Regions from separate parts of the Homo sapiens genome. Here all the other regions are linked to region 1. Evidence: chromatin contacts called from ENCODE Hi-C or POLR2A ChIA-PET data. All regions are on one chromosome and are shown on one strand. Each heading gives the region's core, a stretch centred on a gene start or an enhancer-like site at or near the end of the contact. The rest is flanking DNA. Distances are from core to core; before and after follow the strand shown. Region 1 holds the start of TTYH3 (tweety family member 3). Region 2 holds the start of AP5Z1 (adaptor related protein complex 5 subunit zeta 1). Region 3 has its middle 40 kb from the start of FOXK1.

Region 1 (3,287 bases), core at 371-2,870:
GCCCCCACACTGAACGGTCCCCCAGGGCTGGGCTTCTAGAACGCAGGCGTGAGATTTTATACCAATCCTTCCGCCTCCCTCCTCCCTGCTGTGTCTGGGCGTGCCTGGGCCGATCCCTCGCCCCCTTCCTCATCTGTTAGGAAACGTCATCGGCTCGGCTGGGGGGCCTGGGTGCAAGTGAGCGCGAGGCTGGGAGCAGTGGGCTCCCAGGTGCCCTGCTCCTCCACTTCCGCCTCCCTCCTCTGGATGCGGGAGGCCACAGACAACGCAGTTCTGAAGAGTCCAGGTGCTAGGCTGCCCGCGGAATACCGGATTCCCAAGCCATTTTGATAAGCAAAGCCATCCCCACCCCACCATGGGGCTCTGCCATGATCCGTCCAGAGAGAAACTCCGGGTGACCAGGGACCCTGGTCACGGGGCTTCTGGAATCCGGATCTCTAGGCAGGAAGGAAATGCCCACAGCTTGGTCCCCTGCCCCGCACTCAAATGACAGTAGCTTGGCGATGGGGGTGGTGCTGGGGCCTGGCATGATGCCAGGCTAAGGGCTCCCCTGGGAGAGGGCTGCAAAGGGCCCCCAGCCGCCCCCCAGGTCTGCCTGGGCTCAGCCGCTTCCAGCCTCCCTGCCTGAGGCCCACGGTGCTTCCTGGCCGCCGGGCCTCCCTCCCCCGGGGGCTACAGGCAGCCTGGTCTCCCACGGCCACACACGGCACCCTGTGTACATCCCACAGCCTGACCGCCAAGCAGGGGGTCATTACCGGCCACAGAGGGCTGGCGGCGGCCCAGGCCATTCACCCACTGGAAGCCTGGCAGTGGGATTCCCCAGTCGGGGGTGAGTGGGCGAGGAGTCTCTGCCTGCCTGCACCCAATGTGCTCAGGCACCCGCTCTGATCTCAGAGCCTGGGGGTCATCTGGGGAGGGGTCTCTGCTGGGACACAGCACCAGGCCGCCAACAGTGATGGTGGAGAGGCCCTCCACTGGCCAAGGGGGCTCACGGAGTGGGGAGAGGCAGCTCCATGAAACCCAGGGGCCTTAGTGACACCAGAAGGGAAGGCCAGAATCGGGAGGGGGGCCGTGGACCCTCACTGGGGGTTGGAGGGTATTTAGACCTTTGAGGAGGAGGCCATGACCCTGGAAGAAAGGGTCCTAGGACTCAGAAGGGACCCTCGAGAAGGAAGGAGGCCGGTACCTGCGAGGAGGAGGTGGCCGTGACCCTGGAGGGGGGGATGAGGGGTCTTTAGGCCCTCGGGGATGGGGGCCGTGACCCTGGGAGAGGAGGGGGCCGTGACCTGGGGTCCCTGACCCCGCGACCCCGAGAGGCCCATGTCACCTGCTGGTAGTCGGTGTCCTCGGGCCGGAACTGGCTGCTAGTGGCCTCCCAGCTCAGGTCGAAGTGGGGCAGCCGGTGCAGGAGGCTCACCCACCAGGGCGCCGCGTAGCTGACCCCGGCCATGGCGGGGCCCGGCCGCCTCCGGATGCGCGCGGCCTGCGCGGGGCTCCCTTGCTGGCCCGGGGCGCGGGCTTCAGGGACCCGTCGACCCCCGCCTGGCCGCCCGCATCATCCGCGCGCTCCTGGGCCCGGCCCGGCCCGGCTCGGCCCGGCTCGGCTGCGCTCGGCTCCGCTCGGCCGCCCGCGCCCGCCGCCTCTTTGTTCGCCGCCGCCGCCGCCGCCCCCTCCGCACCCCCGCCCGTCCGCCCGCCGGCCCCGCCCCCGAGCCTCCATTGGCCCGCCTCCCGCCAGCCCAGCCCCCGCGCGCCCCGCCCTCTGTCCCGCCTCTTACCCACCATTGGTCTATCCCCCGCCGATCCCGCCCCACAGCGTGCCCCGCCCACTCGCTCCTGAACCTCTATTGGTCCTTTTACCTGATGGTTTTGCCCCTCCACTCGCATCCCCGCCCATTACCCAATGGCCCCGCCCCTCCACGTGTCCCCGCCCTTCGGCCCCGCCTCTGTACCGTCATTAGTCCGCCGGCAGAAGCTCCGCCTACTTCCTCGCCTTCTTGGAGGGACGCCTGGCCCCTAAGGCGCTGGAAGACCGACCCTCAGCGCTGTAAGACCCGGGCCAGCCAGTCTTTCCACGTGGCCGTGGGGGCTGGAACCCTGGCTGCATATGCAGCTGCGCTTCATTCCATGAATTCGCTCTTCGTTTGGATCTTTGCATGTTTCTTATTTGACTCGAGGGTCCGGCCTGGTGGGCTGGGCTGGTCTTGGCCTCCCCATTGCACACACAACAGCCCACAGCCCGCAGCGCCCAGCAAGGCACCGAGTGGCCTATCTGTACAATGGACATGATCTGGATTCAGGGCCTGGCTGGGGCACCTAGAGCTGTGTGATCTGGGGCAAGTTACTTAACCACTCTGTGCATCGGTGTCCTTGTCTGTAAAAGGGGATGATAAAGCTACGAGTGTTGGCAGGGCGTGGTGGTGGTTCATGCCTGTAATCCCAGCACTTTGGGAGGCCGAGGCAGGCGGATCACCTGAGGTCAGGAGTTCGAGACCAGCCTGGCCAAAATGGTGAAACCCCGTCTCTACTAAAAATACAAAAATTAGCCAGGCGTGGTGGCGGGCGCCTGTAATCCCAGTTACTCTGGAAGCTGAGGGAGGAGAATTGCTTGGACCTGCGAGATGGAGGTTGCGGTGAGTGGAGATTGCGCCACTGCACTCCAACCTGGGCAACAGAGTGAGACTCCATCTCAAAAATAAAAAAAATTTTTTTTAAAAAGGTACGAGTGTTAAGTGGATCCGCAGGTAGATTCAGTCCCCATCCGGCCTTCCCTCTGGGGAAGGTTGAGTCTTTTGTCAAGACCTAAGATGAAGACGGTGCCCTGTTCTGGTGTCCTGGGGCCTAAAAATTCAGGCACCTGCCAGAGAGGGCCCATCATGGGCTTTGGAGCCACACAGCCAAATTTCCTAACAGGGCCTCCCCATGCCTGTGCCTCCTCCTTTGCTAAAGGGGAGATGGGAGCTGCCAGAGCCAGGAGGATGGACATAGTGCGTGCTTGGGCCCAGGTGCACGCCTCCCTCCGCACTCTAGGGCAGTGGGTGCATCCTGGCTCTGCTTCATCACCTGGGGCCTTATTCCTGGACCTCCTGTGTACTGAGAAACAGGTTTCCACACCCGGGCTCCACCATCTGCTGTGCCCGACTTGGCCAGCTCTGTGGGCAGGCAGGCCGTTCCTGGCAGGAAGAGCTCTTTGCAGGCAGGGACGGTTCCGGGCAGTGTCTTCCCAGGAGGCCTGGACTTTGGCTCATTGACTGCCCTGACTCGCCTGTTTTCCTGTGATAGGGCAC
Region 2 (3,287 bases), core at 359-2,858, 2.1 Mb before region 1:
TACATGCTGAGATGCCAGTATTTTTCATTTTCATATAGTCCCCACATTCACATGAATGACATATCTGTCCAGGATTGAAGGGAAGGTTGCCTATGTTGAGCTGCTGGGAGATGGTGCTGCATATTCACCAAGCCTCTTCCTAATGAGTGGACTCTTAAGGGTTATTTTGATCAGAGATTTTTGTCCTGTTCGGGCTTTAGAACTTAACCTGCCTTCAAGACCTCACTCACTATAATCACAGCAATTTCAACCACCCGAATCTTTCCCACCAATTGGTCTAGCTCTGAGTCCAGGTTTGCTTGTTTGTTTTGACATGGAGTCTCGTTCTGTCACCCAGACTGGAGTCCAGTGGTGCGATCTTGGCTCACTGCACCCTCGGCCTCCTGGGTTCATGCACTTCTCCTGCTTCGGCCTCTCACCTCACCAAGTTTGTTTACGTTTACCAAGGGGCTGTAGTGCTGGCTGTATTTTCTTTACTTTTTTTCTTTTTTCTTTTGAGACGGAGTTTCGCTCTGTCCCCCAGCCTGGAGTGCAGTGGCGCCATCTCAGCTCACTGTAACCTCCACCTCACAGGTTCAAGCAATCCTCCTGCCTCAGCCTCCCGAGTAGCTGGGATTACAGTCACCCACCACCACGCCCGGCTAATTTTTTTTTTTTTTTTTTTTTTTGTATTTTCAGTAGAGACGTGGTTTCCTCATGTTGGGCACGCTGGTCTCGAACTCCTGACCTCAGGTGATCCGCCTGCCTTGGCCTCCCAAAGTGGTGGGATTACAGGCGTGAGCCACCACGCCCGGTCAGCATTTTCTTCTTTTAAACATGTAGTATGAAGTCTTTGCCTGTTTGGTGGACCGTGAGTCTGTTCAGTCCTGGCTTACACTGTTTTCCCCCATGACTGGTTAGTTGGTGAGGAAGGAGCTACTCACTCGTTACTGGGAGTCCAGACACAGCCTGAAACCAGCCTGGAGGGTGATTTCTCAGCCTAGCTAATACATCCGCGCAAGAGAGATCTTTTTAAGTCACAAAACCCTCCCACGGTTCCGCAAAGCCCTCGGATGGCCTCCAGCTCCCCAGCCTGGCACACAGCCTTATTCCTTAGCAGGCCTCCGGACACTGTGACTTTGCGTTCTTGACTGTGAGGCACTGAAATCTCCCGGCTGCCCGATTTCCTGCCAGACGCGGAGTTCTCACCGCCAAGCCTTTGACTAAACTGTCGACTGGGTCCCACCCCACTTGCTTTCACTCACCAAGACTCTGCTCAAGTGTCACCTCCTCCGGGGACCCACCATGACCCTCCCCGACCTCCTCACCCCAAGCCTGGCCGCCGTGTTGCCTTACCCGATCCCCAAGTCTCGAGGGCGAGTCCAGTCGGGTTCCTGCAAGGCTGGCGCCCAAGCCCCTGCCCTGTGAGACCCACCCCCGTGTGCCCCTAGGGAGAGATGCAGGAAGGAGGGCCGGGGCCGCAGCTCCCCCGTACCTGGCCTGGTGGAGCAAACTCTCCGCTCCTGCCGAGAACATCACGCCGCCGCCACCAGACGCGCACGAACCTCGGAAACTCCAGGAGCTGCAGCCCAGGAGCTCCGCACCCCGGTCAACTTCCGGGACCGCGTCACGTGAGCGCAGCGGCCTTACGTGGCTGCGTCACGTGCCGCATCACATGAGCAGGAGGGACAGGTTGCCGACCAATGGGCTTTGGCGTGGAGCGACTGGGGCGGGGCGTAGGTGCCGCGGCCGGGGGTCCGGGTCGGCGCCTGGGAGCTGCGGAATCGCGCGACCCCGGAACCTCGGCACTCTGGAGCCCCGGCGCCCTTCGACCCCGGAAAGCATTTCGGCGGAAATTGGGCGCCTGGGGCTTTGGGAGAGGGCATTGCTGGCCCCAAAGTGTCACTGCCCCAGTTCTGGTTTCTGTTTCGTAAACAGCTTTGTCGTGCGGGAGTCCCTTTGCTAAGTACGACCTGAAAATCTGATGCAAACTCCGACACTTGTGGGCTGAGCCCAGCAGTGTCCAGCAGTTTGCAAGGAATAGCCGCGGCTCTGGGCAGTTTTGGGGATTTTTTGAGCTCCCATTTATTGAGCACCCATCCCGCGCTGTTCCTGCTGCTTGAAACGAAAAAATCCCTTATTCAATCCCCACGGTATTCATGGGATCTCGCGATCTCTGTTTTACAGATGAGGCCACAGGCTCGGAGAGGGGAAGTTTCTGTTCATTCTAACGGATGTGTTGGGTGCCCAAATGTGCTGGGCCCTGGCCATAAGTTTGCCATCCTGCAGACGGCCGAGGGACACAGGGCGACACGCCAGCGTCATGATAAACGCTATGACAGCCTGACCTGGTTGGGGGTCCAACCGGAGGAGGAAGGCTTCGGCGACTGCGGCCTAAGATGAGCCCAGAGGGTGTCCAGACCAAGGGGTGGGGAGGGACGGGCCTAGGGTAGCGATCTGCTTCCTATGGCTTAAATGCACCCCAGGAGGAAACTGATCTCTGGCCGCAGGGGAGATAATGGATTGGGAAGCTCCTGAGGGAGAAAGGAGGCTGGTGCAGTTGTGGTCCAGGTAAGGGAGGTTGCCCCGAAAGTAGGCAGATTCAGTACCATTTAGAGGTAGGATTTGCACCACCTGTGATTGAGGAATTTGCAGGCAGGAGGAAGAAAGTGGAAAAATCAAGGGTAACTTCATGTTTGTGGGGTGTCTGTCTGGGGCAGAAAAGGACGAGGAAATTTGTGCCAAGAGTCATTCATTAAGTGGACAAGCGATGATTGAGTCCTAGCTGCGCTAGGCACTGCTGAAGGTTCTGGGGAATAGGGTAGGGGTGGGAATCAATGTTGCGTAGATAGGGTGGGTCAAGGTTAGGCCTTGAAGGGATAAGCCCCGAGAAGACCCCTGGATGGAAGGAAGGAGGAGGAGGAGGGAGGGCTTCCTGCAGGAGTTCCAAACATGGCTTTGAGATGCCCTAGGGCGCCCAGTGATGTCTGAGGGCACCTGGTGCAGAGAATGAAGAGATGGGAATCGGTGGATGGTGAGCGGTGGATGGGAGTCGGTGGAGTGCGGCGGGTGCCCCTGGAGCCGCAGGTTGAAGACTGGCAAAGGAAAGCTGGTGACAGGTAGTCTATGGAAAGCCTACTGCCAGTGTTTAACGTTTACTAGGGTAAAACGTCCACACCAAAGCGCACAAATCTTAAATGAACTCCACTATTTACATTTCTAGAAATCGGTGGTAAATTTGCAAATGTCTTAAGCCTCGGCTCCATTGGCGACGGTGGGGAGCCGGGGGTTGATTTGTGTTTGATAAT
Region 3 (3,287 bases), core at 446-2,945, 2.0 Mb before region 1:
ACAATGTATTTCTCAGAAGGTATCCCCTTTCCCAAGCGATGCATGACTGTATTTAAGATGCGCTGGCAGCGGTGGCTCAGACCTGTAATCCGAGCACTTTGGGAGGCTGAGGTGGGAGGATTGCTTGAGGCCAGGCGTTTGAAACCAGCCTGCGCAATACAGTGAGACTCGTTTCTACAAAAATAAAAAATAAAATAATAAAGGATATTGCTGAGCTGGGTGTGGTGACTCATGCCTGTAATCTCAGCACTTTGGGAGGCTAAGGTGGGAGGATTACTTGAAGCCAGGAGTTCGAAACCAGCCTGGGTAACATGGCAAAACCCTGTCTCCTATAAAGTACATTAATACAAAAATTAGCTGGGCATGGAGGCTCGCGCCTGTAATCCCGGCTACTCGGGAGACTGAAGCAGGAGAATCACTTGACCCCGGAGGCTGAGGCTGCAGTGAGTCATGGCTGTGCCACTGCACTCGAGCCTGGGCAACAGAGTAAGACCCTGTCTCAAGAAAAAAAAAATGTCCCTGGAGTAGATAACTTGAGGAACACTAATTTTACCGAAACAACCGACAATGGCAATGCAATTCTGAGCCTTTGCTATAAAATGGCAGAAAAAGTCAGGAGGAAGTTTGCGTATGTTATTTTTCCCTGCCACTTGCTTTTTAGTCTTTGCAAACCTTTCTCAAATCCTTTTAGAACACGGTATGACATTTCTTTCTGTTTTTAAGCAACAACTATAAGAACTACCACTGACTGAGTGCTTAGGTAACGCCCAATATATTTCACGTAGAATCTCATCAACAGGCCGGGCACCATGGCTCACGCCTGTAATCCTAGCACTTCAGGAGGCTGAGGCGGACGGATGGATTGAGCCCAGGAGTTTGAGACCAGCCTGGGTAACATAGGGAGACCCCTCTTCTCCAAAAAACAACAAACTCTCATAAATCTGTAAGAGGTGACATAGTAAAAACTCTGAAACAACACTCTTTTAATATTTTATCAATTTCCTCCCCATTCGTTTATTTATTTATGCAGCCACTGACCCAGGCATGGTCATCCCTGCTGGGGGCGGACACAGCCCGCGCCCCCAGGTTCGAGGACACCCAATGTTTAGAAAACGGACCCTGCGAATCCCACCGGCCCCACGTGGACTCTCGGAGGCTCCCTCCTCCCTTTGGAGCATTGAAGAACGCGCACAAATCCAGCTTCCACCCGTCACTCGCGCACCCGACATTGGGCAGGCGACCCCACCGCCCCGGAACATCCCGGCGCAGCCGTCGCGAGGAGGCAACCGACCCCGCCGCGCCACCGGAAGGCGCCTCGCGGCGAGTTGTGCGCACGCGCAATGTGCAACGCCGCGCCGCCAGCGGGCGCTGCGGCCAGGCTCGCGTGGTGGGGGAGGGGAGCTGCCGCGCCGGGGCCGGACCACGTGCGCACCACGTGGCGCCCCGGCAGCCCCGGTGCGCAGTAGGGCGGTCCGGCTGGCCACGCTGCGCAGCCAGCAGTCCCCGAGGGTGGCGGGGCCGGTCTCACAGCCGGCGACCCCGCGCCCGCTGACCTCTGACCTCCGACCCCACTCCCCTTAGGGTTACCCCTCGCCGGCAGCCGCGCCGTGTGTTTATAAACAGAGCTCCCGGCGGGCCCCAAAGCCCGGATCGGCGGATTCACGCGAGGGGAACGGAGCCTTCCGCAAGTCTGCGCCGGCCGCGCATGCGCCTTAAGGTTGCGCCACGCTGCTCCTCCTGCGCTTGCGCAGTGGCGGCGCAGGGCGGGCCGCGAGCAGGGCCCGGGGCGGGGCCGGGCTCTGTGGCCGGGCAGGGGAGGGGCGCGGAGAGGCGCCCTCGCCCTTCCCAGCCCTGCTCCTCGCCTTGCGGAGGGTTCACCTGCTGCGTGTCCTTGCGCAGGCCGGCCACTGGCCTCTGAGCCCGGGCTCTCGCCTGCAAAGTGGGGCCTCTGTGGGTGGTCGTGGAGGTGCAGTGGTGACCTGGATGGAGGGCGGCATCGGGCCCCGCAGTGCCCCCTTGGGCAGCTGCACCCAGCAGCTAAGAGGCCCCCTCGAGACACATCAGTCCTAGGGAGGAGCATACCATGCAGTACGATTTAGCCTTAAAATGGGTGGAGTGCAGTTTATGTTGTGTATATCTATATATCTCTAATTTAAAATTTTTACTTTTATTTTTCAGACAGGGTCTTGTTCTGTTGCCCAGGCTGGAGTGCAATGGTGGCATTACAGCTCACTGCAGTCTCCACCTCCCGGACTCAGGCGTTCCTCCTACCTCAGCCTCCCAAATAGCTGAGACCACAGGCAGGCATCACCACACCCAGCTAATTTTTTTTTTCTTTTTTGAGACGCAGTCTTGCTTTGTTGCCCAGGCTGGAGTGCAGTGGTACGATCTCGGCTGACTGCAGCCTCTGCCTCACGGGTTCAAGCGATTCTCCTGCCTCAGCCTCCTGAGGAGCTAGGATTACAGGCGTGCACTAACACGCCCAGCTAATTTTTTTGTATTTTTAGTAGAGACGGGGTTTCACCATGTTGGCCAGGCTAATCTCGAACTTCTGACCTCAGGTGATCTGCCTGCCTCGGCCTCCCAAAGTGCTGGGATTATAGGCGTAAGCCACCGTGCCTGGCTATGTTTTTTTCTATTTTTGGCAGAGATTAGGTCTTGCTATGTTGCCCAGGCTGGTCTTGAACACCTGGGCTTAAGCGATCTTCTCACCTTAGCCTCCCAAAGTTTTGGGATTACAGATGTGAGCCACCTTGCCTGACCTATATTTTTAATTTAAAAATTTTTAATTGTTAATTTTTATGGGTACATAGTAGGTGTATAGATTTATGGGACACATGAGATCTTTGTATTATAATTACATTAGGGTAAATGGGGTTTCCATCACCCCCAGCATTCATCATTTCTGTGTGATGAACATTCCAATTGCACTCTCTTGGTTATTCTAAAATGTACAGCAAATTAGTGCTGACTGTGGTCACCCTGCTGTGCTAGAAAATTCTAGATCTTACTTATGTATCTAACTATATTTTTGTACCCAGCAACCATCCCCTTTTCCTAGTCCCCCCCACTACCCTAATGTTTTGTATATTTTATCACAACTTTATTTTATTATTATTATTTTTTGAGACAGAGTTTCGCTGTGTTGCCCAGGCTGAAGTGCAGTGGCCTGATCTCAGCTCACTGCAACCTCTGCCCCCTGGGTTCAAGCGATTCCCATGTCTCAGCGTCCCAAGGAGCTGGATTACAGGCCACGCGAGGCTAATTTTGGTATTTTTAGTAGAGAC

What was found. A loop is a pair of places that touch in the nucleus more often than their neighbours do. ChIA-PET counts read pairs that join two places held with the same protein, here RNA polymerase II (POLR2A). Pooled maps may share reads with other maps.
Region 2: a loop to region 1 is called in a pooled map, with 7 times the contacts of the local background. The contact joins the promoter of AP5Z1 here to the promoter of TTYH3 in region 1. A Hi-C loop is called at or near these places in 1 of 37 single-sample maps with no recorded cell type and 7 of 50 pooled maps. POLR2A ChIA-PET finds 5 or more read pairs at or near these places in 1 of 52 experiments (AG04449).
Region 3: a loop to region 1 is called in a pooled map, with 25 times the contacts of the local background. The contact joins the enhancer-like site here to the promoter of TTYH3 in region 1. A Hi-C loop is called at or near these places in 8 of 50 pooled maps. POLR2A ChIA-PET finds 5 or more read pairs at or near these places in 2 of 52 experiments (A549 and MCF 10A).

What each region holds. Positions count from the first base shown.
Region 1 is chr7:2,630,319-2,633,605 of GRCh38, reverse strand. TTYH3 (tweety family member 3) reads right to left here and starts at 1,620. Exons shown (of 14, transcript NM_025250.3): 1 at 1,328-1,620. The coding sequence starts at 1,450. RefSeq lists enhancers at 110-219, 1-731, 1,464-2,195 and a silencer at 1,270-1,679.
Region 2 is chr7:4,773,944-4,777,230 of GRCh38, reverse strand. It overlaps AP5Z1 (adaptor related protein complex 5 subunit zeta 1), which reads right to left and starts at 1,608. Exons shown (of 17, transcript NM_014855.3): 1 at 1,475-1,608. The coding sequence starts at 1,515. RefSeq lists enhancers at 930-1,039, 1,060-1,119, 1,460-1,529, 1,960-2,049, 2,090-2,139 and 2 more and a silencer at 1,650-1,779.
Region 3 is chr7:4,640,264-4,643,550 of GRCh38, reverse strand. No RefSeq gene overlaps it. Among named protein-coding and RNA genes, the nearest start is that of FOXK1, 40 kb to the left of the region's middle. RefSeq lists silencers at 1,242-1,631, 1,732-1,931. Within about 2 kb of position 1,695, at least 36 of the 41 ENCODE cell types and tissues checked have a DNase peak (open chromatin) inside an H3K27ac peak, as active enhancers do.